Regions from separate parts of the Homo sapiens genome. Here region 2 is linked to region 1. The links are chromatin loops, found by intact Hi-C in ENCODE. Cell type or tissue: B cell. All regions are shown on one strand. Each heading gives the region's core, and the rest is flanking DNA. Links, peaks and the distances in the headings are about the cores only. Region 1 overlaps SPMIP7 (sperm microtubule inner protein 7). Region 2 overlaps GRB10 (growth factor receptor bound protein 10).

Region 1 (5,380 bases), core at 253-5,252:
CTTGACACAGATTATAAGTGCGGATGAATTTGCATCATTTTAAAAAAATTCCTGAACACTACCCAGATCCGGTCAACAGTTCATGTTTGTTGAAGAAACAAAGATAATTGTTTAGCTATACTGAGCTTCAATAATTTTTGTTGAACCCAATGACTATTTTGGATTCTTTCTATTTCCTAAACTAGTCTCAAGTTATAATAAGTTAGGAACTGCAGTAGAAACTGCGTTAACATTTTGAGTTCCTGAACTCTAAATGCCATTTAGTAACTGGGCATGCCTACCAAATTCAAAAATAATTTTAATAAGAAAACTCAGGCAACAATTTCATTTTTAGTGATTTGTTCCAAAAGAATGCATGGATAAGTGTACAAACATATATGTAGAGGCTGTTTTTGCTATATTGTTTACAACAAGAAAAGTATTCAGGGCTTGGGCAATATAAACTTGTTATAGATTTGGTGGGATACATCTAGCCATTAAAAAGATTTTAATATGCAAAAATATCTAGTGCATATTTCAATCTTACATACACACATACACTCCACCTATCCATGCACACACAATACACTTGTACATATATGTTGCACACATTCATAAATGCATGAGGGGAAGAGTCTAAAAAGAAATCAAACTTTTAATATTGGGATTGAAAATGAAAGAGATATTTTACTTTCTACACTTCAAAAATATCTGAATTATTTTCATAATGAACACTTTTGGAAAAAAGTTATTTGTGGAGCTTCAATGTTACTATTAAAGGTGAGCATAAATACTGAGCATAACCATTGGCTCACCAAACCTCTGTAAATTCACATAACACTTCAAGAAAATGATAGCCATAAGTTTAAGAACTTTTTAAGAATGTTTACATATTCTGACCCCAGAATCCTTTTGAAGGAATGTCACTTAAGTAAATAATTTCAAATCAAGAAAGAGTCATATAAAGAATATGGAAACAATTTACATATGTAACCTAAGTGAATGAGGCAGTTACAGTACATCTACACAAATAGAAGCTATGATAAGCTCATAAAAACATGTACCCATAATTATGTGGTAATGTTATAGTGGTAAAAATGTTCTGTGTAGTGTGATCATAGCTATGTAAATATACAAAAGCAAGATTAGAAGTGTGTATGACAGATGGAAATATGCCAAAATGTTAATAATGGTTATGAATAAGAGTTTGGTTATATTGTCATTGTTATTAATATTTCTATACTTTTTCTTTAATGATCAGATTCAGTTCTACAATAAAAATAAAAACTACTATTTTTAAGCTATTAGCACAATCACTACCAATATAAAAAACACAGAGCATGTCAGATGACTTAGTAACCATAAAACAAAATCAACTAATGAAGGAAATTTTTAAAACTTTTGCCCTGTAGAAAAATTGGTGATTCCAATGCTGAAGCCACTTGAACTAGAGAGTAAATGGCCTTGACCCTTGCCTGAAATACGGTTTTTGGGCCGGGTGTGGTGGCTGACACCTTAATCCCAGCACTTTGGGAGGCCGAGGCAGGCGGATCACTTGAGGTCAGGAGTTTCAGACCAGCCTGGCCAACATGGCGAAACCCCCATCTCTACTAAAAATACAAAAAATTAGCCAGGCATGGTGGTGTGCACCTGTAATTCCTGCTACTCAGGAGGCTGATGCAGGAGAATCACTTGAACCCGGGAGGCAGAGGTTGCAGTGAGCCGAGATCACGCCACTGCACTTCAGCCTGGGTGACAGAGTGAGACTCTTGTCTCAAAAAAAAAAAAAAAAAAAAAATGGCTTTCACTGAAAAGGCAGGGGTATAGCAGTGTTTCCCAGCCATGATTAAGTGCCACCAATCATTAAAAAGGACCCTAAAGATACTATCATAAAGCCATTTCTCTTCAAGAAACTTTAAGATGAAAAAAATTCAAGAAGAGACATATTTGCTTTCAATAGGATGGCTCTCTGTACCTTACTTGGCACAAAGTAGGCGCATGTGCTCCTATGCAAATGACATCATATTGTTTATATTCTCCTGTACTTTGCTTTGTAGCTCAAGCAGTATTGTGGAAACTACATAATAATTTGTTTAGAGATTCATATGTATGTATCAAAACTAGAAAGAAAAGTAAGCAAAAGAAAGGCATAAAGTCTAATGAGTATAGCTTCTGAGCTGGGGAAGCAGAAGGCATGGGCAATGAGATTGGGGCCACACACATGGCTGAAAAGATTTGAGTAAGATTCTGTATGTTACTAGGTGGGGGATACACAGGAGTTTACTTACGTTATTTGATATGTTATATGTGACACTATATCTTTCTGTGTCTATAAATATTTTATAAATAAAAATGAAAAACATTTCTTTGTGTTAACAGGTTAAGATTCCGTTAAAAATTGAAAGCGAATCAAAAGAAGAAACTTTGCAACCTTGGAGGCCCTCTAGTGCCCAAATCAGGTAAGTACAGTTAATATCTTCAATTCTTTTATATGATTCGCTCAAAATATCATTTGCTTAAAAACAGAAATTAACAGCAAGATGAGGCAGGAATGCTATATGCCCAAATTTATTGAAGTTAAGTGGTTCATTTTTACACCAAATCTTTAAAATGTTGCCATACTGCTCTTCACTCTCTTTGAAGAAATGACCCCAAATAATATGTTTTGATTCTTTAGAAAGAATATTTCATACAACATTTCAAAATTTAGATATACGTATCAAAGAAGAAACAATCCTAAATTGTTGTGCCTGAATATTTTAAATTAGCTTTCTTCCTATATCCTTCCTTTAGATTTTTAGAATTATTATGTGTAGTAGCAATGATTTCCTTGCAGAATGTATGGAAGAATCCAGCCCACTGACTCCTTCCTCAGGACGAAGCACAGCACGACAGCCTTCAAGTTCCTATGTGTAAAAGTGATTCCTCTCGGCTGGGCGCGGTGGTTCACTCCTGTAATCCCAGCACTTTGGGAAGCCGAGGCGGGCGGATCACAGGGTCAGGAGATCGAGACCATCCTGGCTAACACAGTGAAACCCCCTCTCTACTAAAAATAGAAAAAATTAGCAGGGCGTGATGGCAGGCGCCTGTAGTCCCAGCTACTGGGAGGATGAGGCAGGAGAATGGCGTGAATCCAGGAGGCGGTGTCTGCAGTGAGCCGAGATTGCACCACCGCACTCCAGCCTGGGCGACTGAGCGAGACTCCGTCTCAAAAAAAAAAAAAAAAAAAAGTGATTCCTCTCTGTTAGTGATCTGCCGCGTCTCAGATACTTTACAAACATTATTGATCCCCCCACGATCACCTTGCTTGGTGGCATTTTTTTTCTCACAAGTTTCAGATGAAGAAACTGAAGTCACAGAGATAAAGTGACTTGCTCAAGGGCCCCAAGTGAGTCAATCCCCAAAATCTCCTTTGTGACAAACCACATTTCTTTTAGGAAGCAGGTATCTTTCTTCTTCAGCAATGTTCAATAAAAGCCACGTTTAAATTCCTTCATTTATGGTAAAGTCCATCATCATGTTTCATCCTTAGTAATAAAACAAGTGAAATAATCATGAATGGAACTCACCGACTTGTGTTTGTATAAAGAGGCTTAGAGTACCGCTGCTTGGCTAGCGATGCGATGTCTCCCAAGGGGTTGTCAACATCATCAGCATTTGTAGACTGCACATGACCACTGTTAGAATGGAAAGGAAAGAAGGCATATATTTCTGTATAAGAAACATAGAAGAAACCATTGAACAGTATTCTAACTTCCAAAGGAAATTTATTTGCCAAAGTAGATCAAAGGCTCAAAATGCAAAATGTAAAGCATAATGATAGAACAATTTTCCTTAAAAAATATAAAGATAATTTTCTCTTCTTCAGAATGAGCGGTGGCATGCTCCTTGATCTTAAGTTTGAGCCAGAGTGACAGTAAGGGCTGTTTTGTGTTTCTGAACAAAGAAGCGGGCTGTTCCTGCAGCCCCAGCACAACTCCTTTGGAGACCGGCTGGAGGCTGGGCAAGGAAGAGGCTGGTGTGTGCCAGAGATTATAAGGCTCCTGGTGAATGGAAACCCTCACAGGTGCAGAGGAGCTTGGGCAACAAGCCACGTGCCCCTGGGCCTGAGAGAAAGTTGAGAGGCTGAGTTAATGCCAATCAGAGAGTTTCAAGGACTTCTGGGGCCACTGGTAGAAACACTAGTCAACTGCAGAACTGAAGAGGCCGAGTAATGAGAGGGGTGGGCCAGGACTAAAGGTCCAGATCCCTCCTCCATATTCTTGGATCTACTTTGTTTTGTTTCAAGGTTCTTCTTCCATCTAAAAACCAGGAGAAGACCCCAACTGGCAGATAATGTACTTTTTTTTGCCATCCATGGAAAGCCGGCATTAAATGTAGAAATTAAGAGGTGATATTTCCATGCTGTTAATGAGCATCTCATCCCTTCTGCAATTATAACAGTTTTTGTGATTCATAACACTCAATAGTGGTAGCATCCAAGGTATTTTATTTCAAAAGGTAATGTATTTGGAAAAACAGAAAAATACCACTCTTTCTCTCTTTCTTTCCTTCCTTCCTTCTTTGTTTCTTTCTTTTCTTTCTTTCTTTCATCAAAATCAAACCTTAGATGGGACTTCTGACATTAAACAGGCACTGTGTGCCACACAAACATTAGAAATGTGTTACAATATATAAGTTGTCTTAAAAAGTGAATACAACATGCGTGAGCTGAAAGCAACTACAACCAAAATATAAATCTAAAATTTTTTTACAAGACTGAGAAACATTACTTACGTATAGAGAGGAATATATTTACTTCTAGAACTTGAACTCACACTTCAAAAAAGAGAAGAGAGGCAACTGGGTTATTTATATTAAGTTAATAAACATCAAATTATTACAGTATTTCTCTAATTAAGACAAAAGCCTTCACAGATATCTCATAGGAATTGTCCTTTAAAGGTTTGTGATTTTAAACAGAGACTATTTAAGGATGTAGTTTGCTTTCTCCAGAATGTCAAATAAATGGAATCATATAATAAATTTTTGGGTCTGGCTGCTTTCAAAATGTATTTCAGATTCATTTATATTGTTGTGTGTTGTGTTTGTTCTTTTTCATTGCTGAGTAGTATTCCATTGTATGGGCATACTCTAGTATCTTTATCTATTTACCTGCTGAAGGGCATCTTGGTTGTTTCTGGGTTTTGGAGATCATGAATAAAGCTGTTATAAACGTTCACATATAGGTCTTTGTGTGAGCTCTTGGAAGGAACATTTACGTACAGGAGGCTTCCACTGTGAATAGTATGCTGAAGAATTCTGAGATGTGGCAGTGCTGACTAACCCACATAGCTTTTCATTTGCCAGCTGACTTATAATCAACAAATTAAGTGGATCTATGTAAACTGGAATAAAAAAA
Region 2 (5,380 bases), core at 280-5,279, 490 kb before region 1:
TTTGGGTTTTGTTCTTGTTTTTTTAGTTCCTTGAGGTGTGACATTGGGTTGTTAATTTGAGAACTTTCTGTCTTTTTGATATAGACATTTAACACTATAAAACTTATTTCTTAGCACTGCTTTTGCTGTATTCCAGAGGTGTTGATATGTTGTGTCTCTATTTTCATTAAAAAAATTTCTTTTTCTGCCTTAAGTTCATTGTTTACCCAAAAGTCATTCAGGAGCACGTTTTTTAGTTTCCACGTATTTGTACAGTTTTGAGAGTTCCTTATGGTATTGATTTTTAATTTTATTACACTGTGGTCCAAGAAGATACTTGATATGGTTTTGATTTTTTAAAAAATTTATTGAAATGTGCTTTATGGCAAAGCATCTGGTCAATTTTGTTTGATGTGCAGATGAGAAAAATGTATATTCTGCAGGTGCTGGGTAGCATGTTCTATAAATGTTTATTATTTCCATTTGATCAGGTCTAGCTTAAGTTCAGAGTTTCTTTGTTGACTTTCTGCCTCAGTTACCTGTCTACTGTTGTCAGTGGGGTGTTGTAGCCCCCCACTATTATGGTATTGCTGTCATTCTCTTCTTTTAGGTGTAGTTGTATTTGTTTTATGAATGTGGGTGCTTTGGTGCTTGCACACGTATTTCCAAAATTTATGTCCTCTTGTATTGAATGCATTCTTATGATATAATGCCCTTCATTGTCTCTTTTTCTAAAACTGTTGTTAGCTTAAAGTCTGTTTTATCTGATATAAGAATGGCTACTCCTGCTCACATTTGTTTTCCATTGCATGATATATATTTTTCCACCCATTTACTTTGAGTCTGTAGGTGTCTTTAGCCGTTAGGTGGGTCTCTTGTAGGCAGCAGATGGCTGGGTCTTGTTTTTTTATCCAGTTTGCCAGTCCATGTCTTTTAAATGGAACATTTAGGCCATTTATGTTCAACATTAATATTGGTATTTGAAGTGTTATTCCTGTCATAGTGTTGTTAGCTGGTTTATTTGTAGTCTCAGTTGTGTAATTGCTTTATACAGTGAGCTTTGTCTACTTATGTATGCTGTTATGATGGTGAGTATCATCCTTTTGTTTCCATTTTTATAACTCCTTTGAGAATTTTTTTGTAGGATTTGTCTAGTAGTGGCAAATTCCCTCAGCATTGGCTTATCTGGGAAAGGCTTTATTTCTCCTTCATTTTTGAAGCTTAGTTTGGCAGAATATAAAATTCTTGACTTACGTTTCTTTTTTCTTAAAGGAGGCTAAAAATAGACCCCCAGTCTCTTCTGACTTGTAAGGTTTCTGCTGAGAAGTCCACTGTTAGTCTAATGGGATTTCCATTATAGGTGATTTGACACTTCTATCTAACTGCTTTTGAAATTTGTTCTTTCATGTTGACCTTGAATTAATCTGATGACCATTCTTTGGTGAATGTGCATCTTCTGTAGTATCTCTAATGGGTTCTCTGAATTTCTTGTATCTGCATATCTACATCTCTAGCAAGTTTGGGGAAATTTTCCTGAATTATTTCCCTTAAATATGTTTCCAAACTTATTTTTTTTCTTCTCCCTCAGGAATACCTATAAGTCCTAGGTTTAAATAATCTTACATTTCTCAAAGGCTTTATTCTTTTTTAAAAAATTGTTGTTTCTTCTTATCTGGGCTAATTCAAAAGACTAGTCTTCAAGCTCTGAAATTCTTCTGCTTGGTCTACTCTATTGTTGAAGCTTTCAACTGTTTTTTGAAATTCCTTTAGTGAACTTTTCATTTCCAAAAGTTGTTGTTGTTGTTTTGTTTGTTTTTAATATATCTATCTCATCTTTCATCTCCAGAATTACTCTTCTGGTTTTTTTGTGTTGGTTTTCAACTTTCTCTTGGCTCTCATTGAGCTTCCTTACACTTCATATCTTGAATTCTTTATCTGTCATTTCAAAGTTTTCATTGTGGTTAGGAGCCATTGCTAGAGGGCTAATGTGGATGTCACAACATTGTTTCTTCATGGAGCTGGAGTTCTTGTGTTGGTTTCTTCTCATCTGTAGAAGCGGTCACTACTTATTTTTGAATTTACTTTCATTTGCTTGGTATTTTTTCTTCCCTCCCCCACCTTGAGGATGTGACTGTTCTGTATGTTGGTTAAGTTCCTTTGTCTTGGCTTCTCTGTAGTTTTAGGGGGCCAAGGCTTTTATGAATTACTTGGTTATAGATAGCTTTAGTGTAGTGGTTTTCTCAAATGCTAGTTGTTTGTAGGTTGTAGTAACAGTGTGCTGGACCAGTGGTCAGACTCACTGTCTCCTACAGAGAAATGGGGAGGTGGAGGTTTCAGGAGGCTTATCTCATCCCCCACCGCTGTATACTGTCAGCAGGAATTACTTTGAGTTATGCAGTTCACCCTACAGGCCAGTAGGTGGCGCTTGCAGTTGAGAGGCAGTTGCAATAATAGCAGTGGAATTTTTGGCCTTTGTTGATGTGGGGAAATACCAGGGTTTCCCTGGCCATGGGCGGGATTCCCAGGGATCCCGTCCTGCACTCTGCCACCACCCTGGCTGGGGGCGGCAGAGCTGGGTATGGCTGGGTCTGGCAAGCCCGTGACCAGGCTCTCCAGGGCAGGTACAAGCACCAACCTTGGCGGGGGTCTAGGGACACCTCTCAGGCCACTGGGACAACCCTCTAGTGTGCAGCACAGTTGCCTTTCCTGCGCAACAGAGTCTCTTCAGTAGGAGGAGCAACTGGGATGCTTAGCCCAGCAGGTAGCCCTGGAGACTGCCAGCTCACACTCCCCCAACCCTGTGGTTCTCCCTCCAGCATCCAGCCCTAGCAACTGGCCCAACCAGCTAGGCTTCTCCCAAGTCATCCGCACTGCCCTGAGCTCCTGGTACTCAGGACCTCAGGACTCCCTGCAACGGAAACCAAGGCTATCAGGCCACACCCTTCTGGGTCTGGTCTCACTAAGGGTGGGGCACCCGGCTCCCATGCCACCCCTTGAACCTGCGCCACACTCTTTGCTGTGTTCAGACAGTGGGGGCTCCTCCAGTATTTGAAATCAGGCCACAAGTCTCATCTCCATAGCCCTGGGCAGTGTGCTGCGTCCTGGGGAGCTGAGACCAGGCCTCAGGGTCAAGCCTCAGCTGTGGTGGGGGACACTGAACTGCTCCCAGGCTAACAACAAAACACTTCAGGTGGGACAATGCAGGCTATTAAGCACATTTTTTTTAAGTAGGTTTGAGTCACTATAATTGAACAGGATTATTATGCGTGTTCTCTTTATGGTGAGTAGAGCCATATAATCATGTGTAGTGCTTCAGTTATCCCTTATATCAAGAAATAATATCATTAATTTAAAACAGAACTAAAAATAATGGCAGAATTACATTCCTTTTTGGTGAGATTAATTTAGCCTACCCTGGTTGGTTATGCCCTAGTCTGAAGTAAATGTAATTTACCCCAAACCTCCAGGCTTCAGGGTCTGCCCAATTTGAGGCCTTCAGGGCCACATGGAATCAAAAGCCTTTTTGTGTGAAGCCTTGGAGCCCACCTGGTACACGCTGGGTAGTGGGTTGCAGTGGAGAAGAAAGGCAAGCAGAGCCAGGGCGGGGAGCCCTGGTTAGATCCTGGCTCCAGTACTTTCCACCTCTGTGACATCGGGCAAGCTTTCTGCCTTCCAGAAATAGCTCCACCTCCTGTCAAAGGGGCAGAGACATGTGCGTGGAGTTAAGGCTTCCTTTGCCTTCCTGGCACAGCAGTCTTCCTGCTTTCTCCTCAAGGCCCCTCGGAGGCCAGGTAGGGTAGGGTAGGTCACCCAGAACAGGATTTCATCCACATGCACAACCTCATATCACGTCTTCGGGACCTTTTGCCTGCTTTGATAATTTCTCTTACCCTGTGAATGCCTCCACTTGGCCCTGTGATTACAACCTGGCTTCTCCAAAACATTTACCACGAGTATTTACCAGAGTTACTAAAAACTCCATTTTACATTACATCCTAAAAGAGCTTTTGAACTAAAAAGTATGCTAGATCATAATTAAGCACTGGGATGAAACTGGTCGCAAGAGCTGCTGGCCCAGAAGCCCTCAGATGTCTCGGTTTCTGTGTGAAGGTCTCAGGGTAGGTGTGGATCTCGGGTACTGTGGGTCAGTGTGTGCACCCTGGAGGCTGGGCCGTCTGTCCAGGGACATCTTATGCTGCAGAGGGCTCGAAGAGGACAAAGAGAGTGCCCCATTTGCTATTTTTACAAGGCGATTACTGCTGAGCCTTGAGCAAAGACTCACAGCCAGTCAGGAGGTCTTTTGGATGCAGTCATGAGATTCCCTGAGCCTGTAAGTTATCCAAGAGCAAGGTCTAAGACTGTGGCAGGAAGCAAGAGTGAGGGTCTGTGCTAAGATTGACAGCAAGGAGGGGCCTGAATGACTCCCACACACACAACAACCCCGTGGGGGCCACTGAGACAAAAAACCAGGTGCCCCAGAGTGGAGTTTGGGGCCGTGGAGATATAATGATCTACCTTCAACTCCAATTGTTCTTAAACTTCTTCCTTTAAGTTTGCAAAAAAAATTAAGCTCTTGCTTTTTTGTCTATGCAGTGAATATGTAAAAAGTGACAACAGAAAGTCTGGGAACAGTGGAACCTTCTATTAGCACTTCAGGGCTTTTATAACGGGATTCAGTGCCAAGCCAGCCAGAGGCCTGGGTAGCTTTGCAAACCATTCCTCCCCCAACTAACTCTAAAAAGACAGAGTTTCATGCTGTTGACATAATTATGCCCTCTTTAATATTGCCGTTTTATTTTTAAAAACAATTTGCTATTTAGGGGCTTTTTTGCAGTAGAGAGAAAGAAATTGAGGATTTGAGGGGTGGCTTTTCTGACTGAATTGTTCCTGCTGCATCTTAACTGGTCATGAGGTTTGCTTTCTCAGAACTGAAATCCTGAGTTGGAAGCAGCTTTCAGGGTCCTGCCCCTGCACCCTTCGGTGGTTGTCCACAGGCCTTCAGCTGGAGCCTGCCTTGTTCCCAGATCCACGGTGGATCCAAGCACGTCCCAGGGAGGGCACGTGTCAGGGGCCAGGATCTTTTCAAGAGGGTATCTCATTAATCCATGTCATAGCAACACTATGAGGCTGGTGCTGCTTACAGATTTCCATTTTACAGATGAGGAAACTGAGGCACAGAGAGGCTGGATAGCTCAGCCATGTTCCCACAGCTAGTTACTGATGAAGCATGGTTATGGCCAAGTCTGTTTCTAAGTTCCTCTTTGGAACCACCACCCCAGGCCAAGATAGGTCATAACTAATGTAGAACTTCCATACATTGATTAAGCAGTGTTTTGCTTACATTACTGATTCTCAGAGCAGTTCCCCACAGCTTGGATGAGGAAAGCAAGTCTTAGATTGC

Evidence for each region. Hi-C counts contacts between places; a loop is a spot of excess contacts. Peaks named below come from ENCODE experiments on the same cell type or tissue, not always from the same donor. Only the 100,000 strongest peaks of a DNase experiment are listed, where the experiment ranks them.
Region 2: a loop joins it to region 1, with 16 times the contacts of the local background. A loop is called at or near these places in 7 of 110 quality-filtered maps.

Annotation. Positions count from the first base shown.
Region 1 is chr7:50,139,557-50,144,936 of GRCh38, reverse strand. SPMIP7 (sperm microtubule inner protein 7) reads right to left here. Exons shown (of 9, transcript NM_001161834.3): 6 at 4,756-4,797; 7 at 3,549-3,656. Among named protein-coding and RNA genes, the nearest start is that of SPMIP7, 46 kb to the right of the region's middle. In B cell, for the core only: CTCF peaks have their summits at 2,214 and 2,415 (motif pointing left); DNase peaks (open chromatin) are centred at 2,116, 2,416 and 3,576; H3K4me3 peaks cover 541 bases; H3K27ac peaks cover 1,244 bases.
Region 2 is chr7:50,630,114-50,635,493 of GRCh38, reverse strand. All of the region lies in intron 7 of GRB10 (growth factor receptor bound protein 10), which reads left to right. Among named protein-coding and RNA genes, the nearest start is that of DDC, 67 kb to the right of the region's middle. In B cell, for the core only: CTCF peaks have their summits at 2,174 and 2,389 (motif pointing right); a DNase peak (open chromatin) is centred at 2,413.